Regions from separate parts of the Homo sapiens genome. Here region 2 is linked to region 1. The links are chromatin loops, found by intact Hi-C in ENCODE. Cell type or tissue: heart left ventricle. All regions are shown on one strand. Region 1 overlaps ADD1 (adducin 1). Region 2 overlaps SH3BP2 (SH3 domain binding protein 2).

Region 1 (2,500 bases):
ACCCACAAAAACACTGAGTCAGTCTTGATCTGCACATGGAGGAATCTTGCAGGGTGGTTGGAATTAACGAGTGTGTGTGAGAACATTGTTCTCTGCAGTGGTCTTTATAGGGTCTTTAGACAATTCGTGGTCACTTTTCTGGATCCCTTGCATTTTCTAGCTGCATTTTCCTCAACTGGGTTTGGGAAAAATTAGGTCTGGAGTTTGGGATGGGGAGCTGTTTTTACTTTACAGGTGAGGTAACTCCATACGTGTTGAAGTTTTATAGGAGTATGAGTGGAACCAACCTCTGATTTTTGGCTCAGTACTGACCCTTGGACTGGAGAGTCCTGTTGTCAGCAACAAGAACACAGTTTAATGAGAAGCAATTAAGAGTGCGGTCTCCAAACCATAGTCTTAATTTCAGATTCTTGCTTCTCCACTTACTGCCTACTAAACCTTAAGCAAGTAACTGGAATATCTCTCATAACATACCATAGGATTAATTAATGCTGTAGTTAAAAGAAAAACAACACCAGCTATGTAATTGTATAAAAGACTTAATAAAATGTGGATGATTTAGGCTGGGAAGCCGTTAACTAACCATTCATCATAAAAGGGAGGAAGCAAGAGGACCCACTTGAGTAGGCTGGGACAAATTGCTGTGGTTCAGTTTTACTTTTTGCTTTTGTTTCTAATTGGAGCTGTTTTGAGACATCCTGATTGTCAGAGAGAATGTGGATTAGAGGGAGGAGGAGGAGCTCTGGAGTCAGGCAGCCCGAGTTCAGACTCCAGCAACCCCATTACTGGCTGCTTAACTGTGTTGTGCCTTATCTGCAGAAAAAATGAGTTAAAACACACATAGTGAGCAGTGATAACTGTAGCTGTGATTATTTGAAAGGGGCCTTTTGAGCAGCTGCTTCTGCAAGAGGACATCCGGAGACACAGGAATAGAAATGATCCGATCAGAGTAATTAAAGGCTTTTAACTGAGCTCTGAGGTCCCAAACAGGGCACACTCCGTCAGCCTAAAGCTGTGAAGAAGAACCTTCAACATAAGGTGGGTGTTCTCTTTTAGGGTGGTGGAGAACTGTGTCATTAGGCTAGTACTGTAAGCAGTGGGGGGTTAGAGCTTAACTACGGTTGTGTTTGGGAGATAGCGCCAGATGTTGGGCTCCCTCCTGCCAGTAGATTACAGGGATTTCCTTTGCATTGGCTGGTGCTGCAGCCTTCCAGTATTGCAGGTTTCCAAGTGTTTGTAATGAATTTCTGGCCAGGGCGTCCATGTCTCTTGGTGCTGGCCAGGGTGTGTGCTGACGGCTGCACTGTTCCCAGCCCTCTGCCTGGATTTAGTCTTCAGTGTCGGAGCCCCCAAGTCTGTTTACAATCTTGTTACTCTTTCCAGCGAACTCTCCACCTTCTGTTTCACTGCGTATTTCCTGACGATGCAGTTTCATTTTGGATGCAGACCTCTTGGAGCCCTTTGTCCCAGGGAAGTTAGATGTCCCTTGTGGCAAATACCCTCCTTCGGGAATAAACAGTCTCATTTGAGCCCCTGCTATGTATGACACACTCCCCCAGGGCCCTTGTACAAACATGAGTTAGAAATGTATTGTCCCTGTATTTCACAGGCCCACAGACCAGTGATGGAGCAAGTATGTACCCAGATAATTTATCCGCATATGATTTGGTCCTGTTTGAAAGTGGCCATGGGAGAGGTGGGAATGGTGTATGTTGACACACAGGAGTCCAGGTGCCAGGCTTGGGGCGTGGGGAACCTTCATAGAGCGGGAAGCATTCGAGTTGGATATTGAGAATGAGTGGGGGCTGAAAGGTTTAGAATAGAGAGAATAGTTAAATTAGGTCATTAAAAATATGTGGAACACCTGCTGGGTGCCAGGTACTGCATGTGAAATCAGACGACGGTTGACTGCGCTCACTCTGCTGTGTTTTCTGTGCTACTCCCTAAAGCTCAGTAGATGTTTATTCACCAGGTGACTGCTGCCTTCCCCAAGCCACCTGGCAGTCACGTTTTACCTCTGAAATCATCTCAGTGAAGCTTTCCTGACAGCCCCTCTCTATGAGTTTCCTAGAGCTGCTGTAACAAAGTGCCACAGACCAGGGGCTTAAACAACAGTAATGTGTCATCTCACAGTTCTGGAGGCTAGAAGTCTAAGATCAGGGTGTGGGCAGGGCTGGTTCCTCCCGAGGCTGTGAGGGAGAATGGGCCCCATCCTAGCTCGGTAGTCGGCAGTCCTTGGCGTTTCTTGGCTTGAGGAAGCACTGCGTCCACCTCTGCCTTCATCTACACTTAGTTCTCCCTGTGCGTGTCTCTTTGTCCGCATTTTCCGTTTTATAAGGACATAAGTCATTTTGGATTAGGTCTGCCTTGTGGACCCCATCTTAACTAATTACATCTGTAGCGACCCTATTTCCAAATAAGGGCATATTCTGAGGAACTGGGGGTTAGGGCTTCAACATGTGAATTTTGGGGAGTGGACACAGTCCAACTCATAATATCC
Region 2 (2,500 bases), 68 kb before region 1:
AGGATGTGACCAGGAGGGTGATGTTTTGTGGTCGGGGTGGCTGTGCCTGCCTCTGGGGCAGGAAGTTGCTGGGGAAGGAAGAAGATTGAGAAAGGACCCCCAACCCCCACCTCTGCAGAGGATCTAGCGGGCCTTGCCCCATGCCAGGGTTCCTGCCGGCTGGCATCAAGGGGACAGCTATTCCAGGGCTGGTGTCCTGAGAAGCAGGGGGGACCCACTTGGGACCCAGGCCCCCTCGAAGACCTACCCAGAGCCACCCTTGCGGCAGGCAGGGTCCTGGCCCTTCCAGTACGAAGCTGGGAAAAGGCAGCACCAAAGATGCCAGGGGCGCCTCACGGATCCCCCCGGGGGGGCCTCCTTGAGGGGGAGCAGGAGGAGGGGCCAGGCTGAGGGCTCAGGCTGTGTGAAAGACACCCTGGTTTTGAAAAGGGAGAGGGGCTAGAGAGGTGGGGCCCGAGGGCCTGGTGGGGCTTCCAGCAGGGGCTGGCTTATGTTTTCAAGCTTACTCTGGGGTCTGGAGACCACTGCCGAACATACGCCCTCCAAGCAGTGGCCACAAGAAGACCATGAGGAGCTCGGGCGGGGTCTGGGGAAAGGGTGGGGGCTGCCACAGACAGAAGTGGGTTCGTCGAGGCTGCAGAAGGCTGGGTGGGAGTGGAGGAGGTGACGTGACCAGGATGGGGTCGGTGACCCCTGCACAGGGGCTACAGGGGATGAAAGGGGAGGGAGCAGCAGACTGCTGAGATTGGGGTGGCATTGGCCCTGGTGGGACTGACTGTCCCCGGCTCAGTCTCCCTCCTCCTTGGCTGGCTTTTCTGGCAGACAGTGGCATGGTCCAGAGCTGCCTCCCTGGGGAGGGAAAGGGCATCCCCAAGTCACTCCTGAGGCTGTGTCCCCAGAGTGTCCACCGGGCTGTGCCACCTCCCTGTCTGATGCAGCCTGCCCCTGCCTGAGCTGCCCGAGCCTGCCCCGTGGCTGCTTCCCAGCCAGGAGGAGGCCCTAGGGGCAGACACCGGCGGGCTTGCTTACAGGCCCTGCTGACTCCAGAGTCTTACTGCCACCCGAGCAGTACGTGGAGGTGCTTGTCCTGTGACCGCCCCCCCCCCGGGCTGATGACGGGCCAGGTGGCACTTCACCTGGGGGCTCTGGGGAGGCTGTCTCGGGCTCCCGTGCCAGGGGTGGGTGCAGGGAGGCTGGGCAGGCAGGAGAGCTCAGGCCTCGGCTCCCACGGGTCTGGGGCTGTGGTGGTTGGGGACCCTAACTAGAGCCATTCACCCCTCTGAGGAAGGACCTGGCCTGGAGCGCCATCCCCAGGGAGCAGTAAGGGCATTGGGGGTGTCTTGGGGTGACCTGGCCGGGGGCAGAAGGCCAGGCGGGAGTTTGCAGGTGGGGAACGGCTGGAGGAACTCGTGGAACAGCCTGAGAGGTGTCCGGCGAGGTAGGGCATGGGTGGCCTTGAGCCCTGAGGCTGAGCGGAGCTGTCTTTGAGAGCCACCTCTGCTGAGGCTGCAGCAGAAAGGCTGTGACAGGCTGGCTCCGAGGGAGGAAGGAGCTGGGCTGTGGGCGGCCTGGCCTTGGGAAGGGGGCTGGACAGTTGCATGGTTGGGGGCGGAGAGGAGGAGACCCTGATCCAGACTCCACCCCTGCCTGTCTTGACCGCGGAGGACCGGGGCCCAGACTGCAGGGGTGCAGAGAGGCTGCGGCAGAGGCTGGGGGCTGGGCTCCTTTCCCGGCAGGCCGGGCCCACCGCCAGACCCTTGTCCTCACTGGGCCTCTCTGAACAGTGGAGCGTTGTGAGGGGCCTGGGAACGTTCAGGTCACCCAGGCCCCCTCTGGGCCACGCTGAGGGTGAGGACAGGAGCCAGCGGGCATGAGTCATCCTGTCCCCTGCCCGGGCCCCGAGGCTCTGGGGTTCCCAGGCTGAGGAGGAACACACAGCTCTCGGTTCCCCAACCCGGGGTCTGGCCCACTCCTTCTTCCTTCTTTTTGCCTCTCTGTCAGCACCTCTTCCTGTTGCCTCCCTCTTGCTCCTGGGCCTGCCTGCATCTCCCTTCCCCTGTCCGGCCAGAGACCCCGGCCTGGGAGTGGCTGTGGCCTGCTCTCCCACCCCGATGCCTGCTGCAGCCCCAGCAGAGGGGCTGGCCTGTCGCCTTGAGCCCACCTGTGCTGGCCTGTGAGTGGCCCCAGGAGGAAGCCAGCGCAAGGACAAGACCCAGCCTAGACAGGAAACCTCCTGAGGCCAACCTAAAATTTACTAAGGAATAAAAAATGACAAGAAGCAGAAGGCAAGGGAATAGAATAATAAACCCAGAGAGTAAAAACGAACAACATCCGGGAAAAAAACCCATGTTAGAAAACAGTTTAAAAATATTAGCCAGGCGTGGTGGCTCATGCCTGTAATCCCAGCACTTTGGGAGGCCAAGGCGGGTGGATTAGTTGAGGTCAGGAGTTCAAGACCAGCCTGACCACCGTGGTGAAACCCCGGCTCTACTAAAAATAC

Evidence for each region. Hi-C counts contacts between places; a loop is a spot of excess contacts. Peaks named below come from ENCODE experiments on the same cell type or tissue, not always from the same donor. Only the 100,000 strongest peaks of a DNase experiment are listed, where the experiment ranks them.
Region 2: a loop joins it to region 1, with 1.8 times the contacts of the local background. A loop is called at or near these places in 8 of 110 quality-filtered maps.

What each region holds. Positions count from the first base shown.
Region 1 is chr4:2,867,092-2,869,591 of GRCh38, forward strand. The region is part of intron 1 of ADD1 (adducin 1); the gene reads left to right. Among named protein-coding and RNA genes, the nearest start is that of ADD1, 24 kb to the left of the region's middle. In heart left ventricle, no CTCF peak of the experiment used is centred here; a DNase peak (open chromatin) is centred at 1,244; H3K4me3 peaks cover 2,020 bases; H3K27ac peaks cover 2,500 bases.
Region 2 is chr4:2,799,454-2,801,953 of GRCh38, forward strand. All of the region lies in intron 1 of SH3BP2 (SH3 domain binding protein 2), which reads left to right. Among named protein-coding and RNA genes, the nearest start is that of SH3BP2, 7.6 kb to the left of the region's middle. RefSeq lists an enhancer at 1,797-1,846. In heart left ventricle, a CTCF peak has its summit at 951; DNase peaks (open chromatin) are centred at 188, 698, 928 and 1,768; H3K4me3 peaks cover 1,953 bases; H3K27ac peaks cover 2,399 bases.